Linked DNA regions of Homo sapiens: region 1 is linked to region 2. A link is a contact called in ENCODE Hi-C data. All regions are on one chromosome and are shown on one strand. Each heading gives the region's core, a stretch centred on a gene start or an enhancer-like site at or near the end of the contact. The rest is flanking DNA. Distances are from core to core; before and after follow the strand shown.

Region 1 (6,282 bases), core at 4-2,503, 720 kb before region 2:
CACTGGCTTATTACAGGAGGCATAATTGCTTTTGGTACACATTCACAGGAATCAGGAAAAGACATTCTTTATGCTCCTCATTGTCAATGCCCTACTTACCAACTTCATCCCTGATGTTTGCAAGTTCGATTGACAGCTCTTTTTCTTTCACAAGGGCACTTTCATTCTGAAAAAACAAAAACGGATACCGAGAGTCCCCTAGTTTTATGCTAGATAAGCACTTTCACATGATTAATTAATGAATCGTATTAAGCAAATATTTATAAGTCTAGTCCTTAAGGAGATAATTTTCACATTATATAAGCATGTAAAAACTTACAAAGTCAAGTCTGACTCATTCATTTGTATCCCATTCAAATGGCAAAGCTTGCATCATAATATTAATAATACCCGTGGTTGTGTTTTTGTCTAGATTACACTCCTGTATATCATCCTGCATTAATTCTTTGCAAATTTGTGTCCCACCCATTAATCTATTGCCATATATTATTGTACAGTGTTTATTATTATCACTACTATGAGATTTCCGACCATTAAAAAAGTCTGTGCCATATTTCTCTGAGGGCCAAATGCTTGTTTTACCAACTGTTTTTTAAACTTACCCTTTTGTCCATACATGATTAGCTACTTAATCAATAATAAAGATCAGGGCAGAAGGCTTAGCATGAAACATTTCTCTTTGTAATACCACCAACAACAATATTTAAGGTTTCCAAGTTTTTTGTTCCACTGTCAGCATCAATAGATGAAAAAAGGAAATCTCAGGCTTGAAATACCATTTAGTGCAAAAAATGCCCCGTATAACTAAATGACTGCTAAGTTGTTTTCAAATCAAATACATCCTCTGATATAAAGTAGGGAAGTAGTTGAAGATGTGCTGAATTTGTAATCTGCGTTATTGAGTCACTATAAACAGCATATTATGATTTTATTACTCACAATTACCAGAAAAGATGTGCTATATAAATTCTCTTCAAGTTTGAGATACCAAAACTACAGGCCTTCAAAGAAAGTCTCTGTCATTCTGTAGCATGGACTCTCGAAGCAAAGTGATTTCCGGGGAGGGAATTTTGAGTAAAATGTGGACCGAATACCTAGCATGAGTATCATCGGGGCCTTGAGAATGTTCTTTCTTCCTTAACCACCGTTGCCTTTGGTTTCAGCACCTCTGAAGGACGTGTGTGGAATGTGACCAGACAGTTCTCACAATATTGTTTCTGGTGTGCTGTTTTTAGACGCAGGGAACAAGTGTGCTGCTTTGGGTTGGTGGGAGGGTCTCGGGTTATCCAGAGGGCATTTGCTAAGCTGTGTCATAATATTCATCATGCCAAAAATAAAACTCTATTTCATAATACACTGAGAGCTATTTTCATTGTGGGAGTCAAAAATTATTAGCTAATAGTTTCCTTAAGAAAATGCAGCAATAGATCTGTCCCTGAGGGAAATGGACCCTGCTATAGTCTGAAGGTATGTGTCCCCCTAAATCCCCCTAAAATTCATGTTGAAATCCTCACCTCCAAGCTGATGATATTAGGAGGTGGGGCTTCTGGGAAGTGATCAGGTCATGAGGGTGGAGCCCTCAGGAATAAAATTAGAGGGATCCCAGGGAGCTGCCTTGCCCCTTCCTCCGTGTGAGGATACAGCCAGAAGGTACTAATGTTTACGGGAAAGTGGCCCGCACCTGACACTGAAACTGCTGGAGCCTAGATCTTGGGCTTCCCAGACTGCAGAATTGTGAGAAATAAATTTCTGTTATTTATAAACCACCCAGTTTATAACATTTAGTTACAGCATCCCAAAGACACTAAGACAGACCCAACGGACACCTCCCATCTCATTTCTGAAGTTCTCTCCTTCCATCCCAGCCCATAGCATCCTTGTTTTCCCTGAATTTCAGAGTTAACAACTACATCTGAGAGCATGTATTTTATTGCATAATCCTACTCTGTATCTCAATATTCCTACTCTAATGCTACACCCACTGTGCAGGGTTGTCATGAGGATTAAATTAATGTATGTGATGTAGTTAGTGTCCAGCATTTAGCAAGCTCATACAAGTGTAAGTTGTTATTATATTTCTGTTTCCTTTTATTTCATTTGCAACTGGATAACACCCTATATATAATAGGTGCTTTTCCATATTAATTATCTAAATGCATTTAGAATTTGCATATCAGTCTTATACTTTTTTTTTTTTTTTTGAGATAAGATCTCGCTCTGTCACCTAGCCTGGAATGCAGTGGTGTAATCATGGCTCACTGCAACCTCTACCTCCCAGGCTCAATGTATCCTCACACCTCAGCCTCCCAAGTAGCAGGGACTACAGGTGCATGCCACCATGCCCAGCTAATTTTCTGTATTTTTAGTAGAGACGAGGTTTCACCATGTTGCTCAGGATGGTCACAAATTCCTGGGCCTAAGCAATCTGTCCAATCTGTGGCTGCCACAGTACTGGGATTACAGGTGTGAGCCACCGTGCCTGGCCTTATGCTCTGTTTTTGTAAGCACCTTCCTGGTCTGCCCTGATTTTGCTTAATTTTTGACGTGGTTCAGAGATTGGAGAAGCCAGAACAGGGAACATGTTCTAATCAGACCGATCACAGGGATTACATACTCATTCTAACAGCAGTATAATATGACCAGATGACAATCAATGTGTTCCTGTAGGTTAAGCAAATTTGGTATTTTGGAGAGCACTAATTTTGGTACTGACCCTGAAATAATCTTAACCTAGTGGAAAAACCAACTTGCTTTTACTGTCAAGAATAGTTCTGAATACTCATATTCTCTAATTCCTAAACACGTTCCTAAATAATTATCTAAACACAGCCAGAGAATTGAAATAGTATGCTTATCAGTCCAGAAATAGCATTATACAGTGTTCACTCTCAGAGTAATGAGAGTTGCAAAGACTTAGACTGGGCCAGGCAGTGAACAATCAGAAAATAACAAAAACAACAAATCAACTCTAATTTCTAACTGAAAGCCAACATCTCCCCCAGCTCCCTGTCATGGCCCCTGCTGGACGTTATCAGAGTCATGCCCTAGGGATCTCTCACATCATAACAAATCAGTCCACACTCCCAGCCACAGAAGAATCAGGCCTGTGGGGAAGGAGTGGCTGGAAGGCCCTATGAGAGGGACAGGCCTCTTCGGTATGGCGCTGACTATGAGGGAGACTGCTGATGAAGACCTTCAGACTTGTATCACTTTGGTGAAAACCTAATGCTGATGTTTTGTGGTCAGGCCTTCCCTGTCCATCTGTTGCTTTAGGAGAAACACAAATAAGATTGATGGAAACCAAGTGAGAATGTAAAAAAAAAAAAAAAGCAAGAAAAGAAAGGAAGGAAGGGGATGGGGAGAGAGAGAGGCAAGGAAGTGGAAAGGAGATAGAAGTGAGATTAGAGACCTTGTACCATCTCCATTTGGGGAAGCAGAGGCTATTAAAACAGATCACGAAGACCCAATGAAAATGACCCCATCCACCCTTTTGCAAGTTCAGGCTCTAAAACCAGCCAGTTCCAAACTATAGTCATTAGATGGCTTTTCAAGGAAGGGTTGGCTGCCAAAATAAGCAACAAACCTGATGACTCAAATGTCAAGGAAAATAACTTAACTCTGGCAAGTTCTGGCTAAGTATTATTTACTAATTACTACAGGTGATTCATGCTGTCCACCACCAAACACTCTCTGTAGTCCAGGCACAATGTTAGGTAAGCCCTTTATGTCATTTACTCCTCCAGACACTGTCCAGAGCATCCCGGGTCTTATTTCCCTTTATGGAGGAGGAAACTGGGACTCTATGGTGAAGTGGCTGGCCCCTGCACAACCCACCAGGAAATGGCAAAGGCAGGAGTTTCCACCCATCGTCCACACTCTTCATCAAACACGAGCACACCAAGATTTCCCCTCCTAGCCATGCTTAGATAGATGCAACAACAAGATCCAAATTGCACTGAGCCTCGGCCTGGATCTGAGCACTTATTACCATGAAGCTTTTCATGTCTGACTGGGAGAGAGGCAGGGTCCGCTCCTGACTACTCTGTCTCAATGAAAGAATGCCCTGGCTGCATTCACATCCCACTCCACAGCCTGAACTGCCTGTCTGTGTCCTGGGTGTTGTTTTGTGAGTTGCACATTAGTCTGTTTCCAGCGTCTGGACCCATTTCAGCATCGCTTACTTGGGCTATAACTTCTGAGAGAGTAGTTGTTTAGTTTTCCCCACCAGCTTCTAGAAGGATGCTGTCTGATGACCTCTGAATATGTTGCTGCTGAAGATGCTGGCACAGCTCTGCTCTGGCTCGCTGAGGCCAGCCTGCGCAGTTTGGCGACAGCCCTTCCTCCATAAGTGCTTGTTTTTGAAATGATATCAACTCTTCTAATTTATGAATCCTCTGCATAAAGTAAGTTACTTTTTGCTTCCTGCAAGCCAAACCAGAATGACGTAGTACCACCCTGCAATGAAATGAGTCAATAGCTGTGACTGCAGGAACACTGTTCCTTAGGCAAGAGTGAACTTAAAGGAATCTTCCATTTACTGCTCTTTGCCTCAAAAAGTTATTCCTCCATCCATCAAGGTTCAACAGAATCCAGTGTGATCTTGCAAGGCCCTTAGGTTCTGTTGAACACCCGGGACTCCCTTGGAAAGGATCTCAAGTCATTACTCCCCTCCATTCCCCAAACTATGCCTGGTCTGGGTGATGACACTGTGGGTTGACTGAAATATGATCAAGGCCTCCTCTAAGGGCCCAGGGTTAGATCAGTGCCTCTCTAAATGGGGGATGAGTGGAAAATTCCTAATGAGTGCCAAGTACATGAGCTCCTGTTTTCACTCAAGAGGGCTAAAAATAGAACTCAGTGTTAATCATCCAAACTGTCCTGGTGATATAGTCCAGAAATTGCAAAGCCTAACGAGGCCACTCCTCTAAAATTCTGTTTATTCTATGACAGGCTTCACTGGAAACTGACACTTTAAGAACATTTATCTAAGCCCCAAAACAGCAGCTGTTTCTTCTTAGCTACCTCTTTCATTTGTTCATGTACCGCTCTCCTTTGCACGCTGAGTTCTCCATTCATTCTGGTGTGGTCTATCTCTTATTCACAGATGGAATGCAAGACAAGCTACTCCTATGAAACATCCAACTCACTCCCTGTACATCTTGCCTTAAACATACCCCTGCAAGTCTGCTACAGTGAAGCCTACACTTCTTTTTAGACATGGCTCCCAATCTAAGACTTTTTGCAAACTCGCGGGGATATTGCCTTTCACTTTTCCTTGCTAGAGCAGCCTTGCAAAGCAGACAACCCACTAATCATCCCATTAACCTCAAGCAATCAGATGTGTGGCCAAAGCCCAGGCAAGCCTGCCATACTCTGTTATTTTAACATGTGTGGTCAATGGGCGTTATCTCTTCTGATGGTTGATGCTACCCCGTGAAGCTGGTGGTAATGGGAAGTGAAAACGCCTGTCCTTGTTAGCATCATCCGTGTGATTCTCTGCTTGGGCATCAGCCACCTGTGCCACTCCTCAAATTAGAAACCAACAGAACAGCTATTTACTACTAAAACTGAACGCTGGGTAAATCTGAGGTGCTTTCACCCCAGTTCATCCAGAAATAGGAAATGTATACCAAATAACACATACTCACTGAGTGCCTACTATGTGCCTGGCAGACATTTCTGCTCTCAAGAAGCTTGACGTCCAGAGAGTCAGTAAATGGATGAACAATTACAGAACACTGTGATCTAACCCAGCAGGGCAAGGCTGTCTTGGAGATTTAAACTGAGAGCAGCAGCATATGCAGAGAGCACCCCAGGCAAAATAGCACCTGGGACTTTTTGGGAACCTCTCTCAGCCCATCAGATGGGCCCCTTTTCCCTCTAACTTTCTGCCTCTGGTCTATGAAATTCCCTGCAGGAATTCTTGGTTGGCTACATGGGGTACTGAGGACAATTTCATCAAACTCACTGCAGATTTGAGCATTTTCATCAGCTCCTTCTTCCCCACCTGATTTTTTTTAAAAAAGAAAATACATATATATGTAAATTTAAAAATATACACGTAAGCCCAAAGACTTCCAAATAATCTTTCCTATATTTTTAGCCTGCTCTGAAATCCGTGTGGATCAGGAAAATCCAACCCTGTGAGCTGGGCCATTTTTTCCCAAGCTAAACCATCGAACCACAACAGGAAATTAAATAAGAGAGCTATAGAATTCTGGTATTTGATGAAACCTCCAGATCTTTTAAAATTGTGAATTTAAAAAATTCAAATGTGGCACA
Region 2 (6,219 bases), core at 3,342-5,841:
GCAGAAGAAAATGTTAAAAAGTGGCCTTAACAAAGCCCACTTTAAACAGCATGTTTCATTGGGAGATATACCTAATGCTAGATGACAAGTTAGTGGGTGCAGCGCACCAGCATGGCACATGTATACATATGTAACTAACCTGCACAATGTGCACATGTACCCTAAAACTTAAAGTATAATAAAAAAAAAAAAGAAAAAGAAACAAAGGAGTACTTTCAGAGTTGGGGAGAAAGTGGAGAAAAAAATGTGTTTGAAGCTCTTTCTGAGCTCATAATTTTAACAGCTAGCCACTGTTTGCATGGAAAGGAAATCAGAAGTCAACTCAATGAAAAGGTAGCACAGCTGTATGCAGATTTGGATGGAGGTTTCAGCCATGCAGCCTGGCTCTTACCAGGTTGGCTGCCTTTGCCTAGTTTCAGATGCAGGGACAGAGCTCATTGGGAAATCAAGGATATTTTCTATAAGGCAATCCAGAAACGCAGACAGTCTCAAGAAAAAATTGATGACATTCTCCAAACTTTACTAGATGCTACATACAAGGATGGGCGTCCTTTGACTGATGATGAAGTAGCAGGGATGCTTATTGGATTACTCTTGGCAGGGCAGCATTCATCCTCAACTACTAGTGCTTGGATGGACTTCTTTTTGGCCAGAGACAAAACACTTCAAGAAAAATGTTATTTAGAACAGAAAACAGTCTGTGGAGAGAATCTGCCTCCTTTAACTTATGACCAACTCAAGGATCTAAATTTACTTGATCGCTGTATAAAAGAAACATTAAGACTTAGACCTCCTATAATGATCATGATGAGAATGGCCAGAACTCCTCAGACTGTGGTAGGGTATACCATTCCTCCAGGACATCAGGTGTGTGTTTCTCCCACTGTCAATCAAAGACCTAAAGACTCATGGGTAGAACGCCTGGACTTTAATCCTGATTGCTACTTACAGGATAACCCAGCATCAGGGGAAAAGTTTGCCTATGTGCCATTTGGAGCTGGGTGTCATCGTTGAATTGGGGAAAATTTTGCCTATGTTCAAATTAAGACAATTTGGTCCACTATGCTTCGTTTATATGAATTTGATCTCATTGATGGATATTTTCCCATCGTGAATTATACAACTATGATTCACACCCCTGAAAACCCACTTATCCATTACAAACGAAGATCAAAATGAAAAAGGTTGCAAGGAACCAATATATGTGATCATCACTGTAAGCCACAAAGGCATTCGAAGAGAATGAAGTGTACAAAACAACTCTTGTAGTGTACTGTTTTTTTTGAGTGTGTAATTCTAAAAGCCAGTTTATGATTTAGTATTTTGTTAACTGAATGGTTCTATCAAATATAATAGCATTTGAAACATTTTCTAATAGCTATGATACTTATACATGTGCTTTCAGGAAGTTCATTAGTAAAACAATTGTTCAGGAGGATCTAGGTAATTGGCAGATTCTAAATAATATAATTTCCAGGTAGTAATTTTAAGAGTACTCTTAGCTCTTGCCAAATAAGTTCAGGGTATTCAAATCTTGGACTAGTCCTGCAAGGTATAAAGAATAAAAATCCCGGTGAGATACTTGGAAACCTCAGGTTATTATTTATCTGGGCAATTATTGTGTGGGTGAGGATGGAAGGGCAGGGAATAATTGAACATCTAAAGCCTTGAATGAGAGAATACTAATTCTTTTGGTATGATGATACTCAGAAATGGAGATGTTGTAGAAAAAAAATATCCTTTGGAATTTTAACTAAAATCACTGAATATAGGAAATTAAGAGATCCGGGACCATATTTGATAAGATTTCCTAAAAATAATGTAATTATTAATGCCAAAAACTGCTCATGTATCTTGATCTAATTACGAAATAATTACATATTTACCTGATAAATATGTATCTAGGTCTTCAAGGTCACATTTATGTGGAAGTCCAAAGTCAAGTCCTTAGGGGATAATTTTGTTTTGGCTCAGTTGTTCCCTGCTTCCTCTCTCTCTCTTTTTTTTTTTTTTTTTTTTTGAGATGGAGTCTCGCTCTGTCGCCCAGGCTGGAGTGCAGTGGCGCGATCTCAGCTCACTGCATCCTCCGCCTCCCGGGTTTAAGCAATTGTCTACATCAGCCTCCTGAGTAGTTGGGATTACAGGCACCTGCCACCACGCCTGGCTAATTTTTGTATTTTTAGTAGAGACAGGGTTTCACTCTTTTGGCTAGGCTGGTCTTGAACTCCTGACCTCGTGATCCACCCGCCTCGGCCTCCCAAAGTGCTGGGATTACAGGCATGAGCCACATGCCTGGCCCTCCCTGCTTCCTCTCTAGAATCCAATTAGGGATGTTTGTTACTACTTATGTTGATTAAAACAGTTAACAAACTTTTTTTCTTTTTAAAATGTGAGATCAGTGAACTCTGGTTTTAATATAATCTGAAACAAGGTCCTTGGGAGTAATATAATTGGTCACATTCTGTAAAGCACATTCTGTTTAGGAATCACTTATCTCAAATTATAACTCAGGGCCTAACTATATGAGATGGCTGAAAAAATACCACATTGTCTGTTTTCACTAGATGATGCCAAAATATTTTGCTTTACGTATATTACAGTTCTTTTTAAAACACTGGAAGACTCATGTTAAACTCTAATTGTGAAGGCAGAAACTCTGCTAATTTTTCACATTAAAATTCTCTTTGAAAAAATACAAAAAAAAAATGACTGTTGTCACCATAGCGATCAGCAGCAGAACTCATTAAGAAGACCTGGCTTTCTTCTTCGTGTGGAAGAGTAGGAATGCAAAGCGTGGAAGTATATTGGACATTAATTATTTTTGCCCCATAAGAAAGGACATTTTCAGCAGGGCACGGTGGCGCATGCCTGTAATCCCAGCACTTTGGGAGGCTGAGGTGGGCAGGTCCCCTGAGGTCAGGAGTTCAAGATCATCCTGGTCAACATGGTGAAACCCTGTCTCTACTAAAAATACAAAAATTAGCCGGCCATGGTGGCGCACACTTGTAACCCCAGCTACTCAGGAGGCTGAGGCAGGATCATTGCTTGAATCCGGGAGGCGGAGGTTGCAGTGAGCCAAGATCCTGCAACTGCACTCCGGCCTGGGTGACAGAGCGAGACTCCACCTCAAAAAAAAAAAAAAAAAAAAAGGACATCTTCTAAGTGCCGTTTAGAATAATATAGTACTTAGTACAAAGTACTGCAACTTAAAATATTATGTCTTCCTTGCAAACTGTATCTTACTCATGTTTGTTTATCTTCTTTCCAATATCCATGCTCCATTGTTTGAAACTCATAACAAGTGCTTCATAAATGCTGATTTGAAGAAGCTGGGAAGTAAGATTAAGTGGCAAGTCCAAGGTTACCAGCTACTAAGTATCAGTTAGGACTCAAACCTAAGACGTTTAACTCTGCATTCAGTGACACAACTGTCATTTAAGGAGTGCTGAGGAAGAGAAAGCAGCTCTGACATCCAGGTGCTGGAACTATCAGCTGGGCCTTGGTGTTGCTAAGAACTTTTCTGGACCATGGTGTTCTGTCGAATGAAAACAATTTCACGGAACACCAAAGTCAGACAAGAGCATTCTGTAACCATGATCAAGACAAAAACAAGACCACGTCATAATTTTGTCTGAACACGGACAAAATTTAGGCACTGTCTAAACCACAAAAATGACAAATATGTGTGACTGTTGCTTCTTTATCATTCATGGCTTTAGCCTCTGTCTAGTCTTGACTCCTAAATAAGACTTATTAAGATACCCAATCATAGAATTACTGCCATTTCCTGACAGCAACCAATCCAGAGTAAGGCCTTGCTTTCTTGAACTCTTCCCAAAATCACATAACGCAAGCCCATAGTAAATTCTAACACCTTCTTACTGAGATGCCCCCACGGTTCCTCATGCATGCATTTCTCCTGGCTTCAAGAAGTAGTAGCTCAATTCTTTTACTACAAGTTGTTCCTGGTGGGTGTGTTGGAGAGCACTGACAACTCCTCCTATGTCCAGGGGCTGTGTTGTGTATACATGCTGAGTGTTTAATTAGACAACCCTGTAAGACTTATCATCCCCACGTGGCAGATAAAGACATGGAGGTTCATGAAAATTTAACGATTTGCCCAAGTCCCCCCTCCCCTCCCCAGGAAAAGCCAGCGACCACATTCCAACCCTCCGCTAACTCTGCATTGAGCACTCTCTTTCCTATGCCCTCCACCTGCGCCCATTCCCCTCTTCTGCGGGCCGACCGGGATCCTGCTGGGGGCTACAGCCCAAACATGTTACTTTTCCAACTGTTGTTTTATGTGTTTCTATGAGAAAGGATATTCGGATTCAGAAATGCTTTGCAACTCCAGAGCTGTTGAGCCTGCGGCGCGGCCCACCACTCAACAGCGGTGCTGAGTGGCTGCTCGGTCGCGCGGGATCCACTCCGGGCCTCCGAGGGTGGGTGCACGATCCACTAGCCACTCTCCAGGGGAGAGTGACGTCCGGGTGGACCAATCGCCGCTGGGGCACCGACCGCTGGGCCCAATCGCAGGAGAGCCGGGTAGAACAGTGACAGCGCCGCGGCAGCCGACCCCGCCTCCTCGGCGGACAGCGATGCTCAGCTGGCTGCGGCCGAGTCATCGCCTAGCGCTGGCAGGGCCGCTGACCGACCGACGGAGGCGCCGATTGGCCGATTGTCCACTGCGCAGAAGGAGCAGCTGCTCCGCGCCCCGCCGCGCCGCGCTGAGGCCGAGGTCCGCAGGGCCGCGGGGAAGCCGAGGGCTGCCGGAGAACCCTGCAGGTGTCACTCGGGACGCGGAAGTGCGCTTGCCGAGGTTTGCTTTACAATACGCTTGAGACTCCCCGACAAGCGTAATTTGGTCGAGTTCGACGGGAAAGTACTCTCCCCACCCCAGCGCCGGCCGCGTAGTCCGAGGTTACTGTCCCCGGCGCGTCCTCTGTTGCCCCAGTCCAGAGGCTGCCCTTGAACCCGGGCGCGCACGAGCGCAGGGCATCCGAGGCGACAGCCCCTGGCACGGCCCGACCTGTACCCAGCCTGGCAGGAAGACTGTAATCGTGGGGTGAGTTAAAAATAAGGCCCTTTCGATTGGGAGCTGCTTTTTAAAACGCCCCCTCCCTGTCCGTTTTTAATACGCAGCAAAATAACAATAACAATTGTGCAACTGTCGCTTCCCAAAAGGAACCTCATTGTTGAACTTACGAAAAATCAGTTGGCAATATACAGTGTGGGAACTGTACTGTGATCATTGGCTAACCAAGATGGGTGACAGTTTATGATTTCAAAGACTCAAAGGCGGCTTGAGTCCTACAATGTCCTACTCATAAAAATGGAAAGCATGGCAGCCTCAGGTTGTTACAGAGTACTCTACTCCAAAGTAAAAGTTATTCTCTGAGAAAGTGCTTACTGCCTTTTCTGTTCTCTAGTTTGCTTGTTTAAACATTTACTCCACAAAATTGCTCAAACTTACCCATCTTTGAATATCTAGCCTCTGGGATGAGACAGATGATCTTTCTCCGTTTTCACTTTTTATAGAATACAGCTACCTACCCAGGCAATATGAAGATTTTATTTGTAGAACCTGCCATTTTCCTTAGTGCATTTGCTATGACTTTGACCGGTCCACTGACAACGCAATATGTTTATCGGAGAATATGGGAAGAAACTGGCAACTACACTTTTTCATCTGATAGCAATATTTCTGAGTGTGAAAAAAACAAAAGCAGCCCAATTTTTGCATTCCAGGAGGTAAGAAATTACAATATCCATAGTATTTAATAAAATGGGAATGTATACCGGGCTTTGAGTTAAAGAGGACCGTGAACTCATCATCCATTGGTCTCTCTAGGGCGGCCATCAAAGTCCTAAATCCCAAACCTAATGGCCTTTACTGGGAACTCACCTCATTTGAAGTTTCCTGACACCTTTCAAATCTGCCTCTTCTTCTTAAAACACCCTCCTGCTCTGTGACACTAGCTCTTCTCCTTTCTCTCGGAAAATTTCACCACAGTGTCATCTCTTCTGTGGCTGTCTCCTTGCTTTGTCCTAAAAAAAAAAAAAAAAAAAAAAAAAGTCTGAAAATTGGGGCAGGGCAGGCTGGAATGAGCTACTTGGTGGACAGGGGTGGCTGAAACATGGTGTTTCTGTCTCTCACTTGCTCTATTCTTCCCCAATCCTTTTACTGTTTCTGCATGTCCCAGCTTTCAGGGACTCTAG

Evidence for each region. A loop is a pair of places that touch in the nucleus more often than their neighbours do. Pooled maps may share reads with other maps.
Region 1: a pooled map shows a loop between it and region 2 (7-fold over the local background). The contact joins the enhancer-like site here to the promoter of SLC46A3 in region 2. A Hi-C loop is called at or near these places in 6 of 50 pooled maps.

Annotation. Positions count from the first base shown.
Region 1 is chr13:29,433,867-29,440,148 of GRCh38, reverse strand. MTUS2 (microtubule associated scaffold protein 2) reads right to left here. Exons shown (of 16, transcript NM_001033602.4): 9 at 100-166. Among named protein-coding and RNA genes, the nearest start is that of MTUS2-AS1, 51 kb to the left of the region's middle. RefSeq lists a silencer at 5,470-5,569. Within about 2 kb of position 1,253, at least 3 of the 41 ENCODE cell types and tissues checked have a DNase peak (open chromatin) inside an H3K27ac peak, as active enhancers do.
Region 2 is chr13:28,717,342-28,723,560 of GRCh38, reverse strand. It overlaps SLC46A3 (solute carrier family 46 member 3), which reads left to right and starts at 4,591. Exons shown (of 6, transcript NM_181785.4): 1 at 4,591-5,065; 2 at 5,539-5,751. The coding sequence starts at 5,563. It also overlaps the pseudogene CYP51A1P2.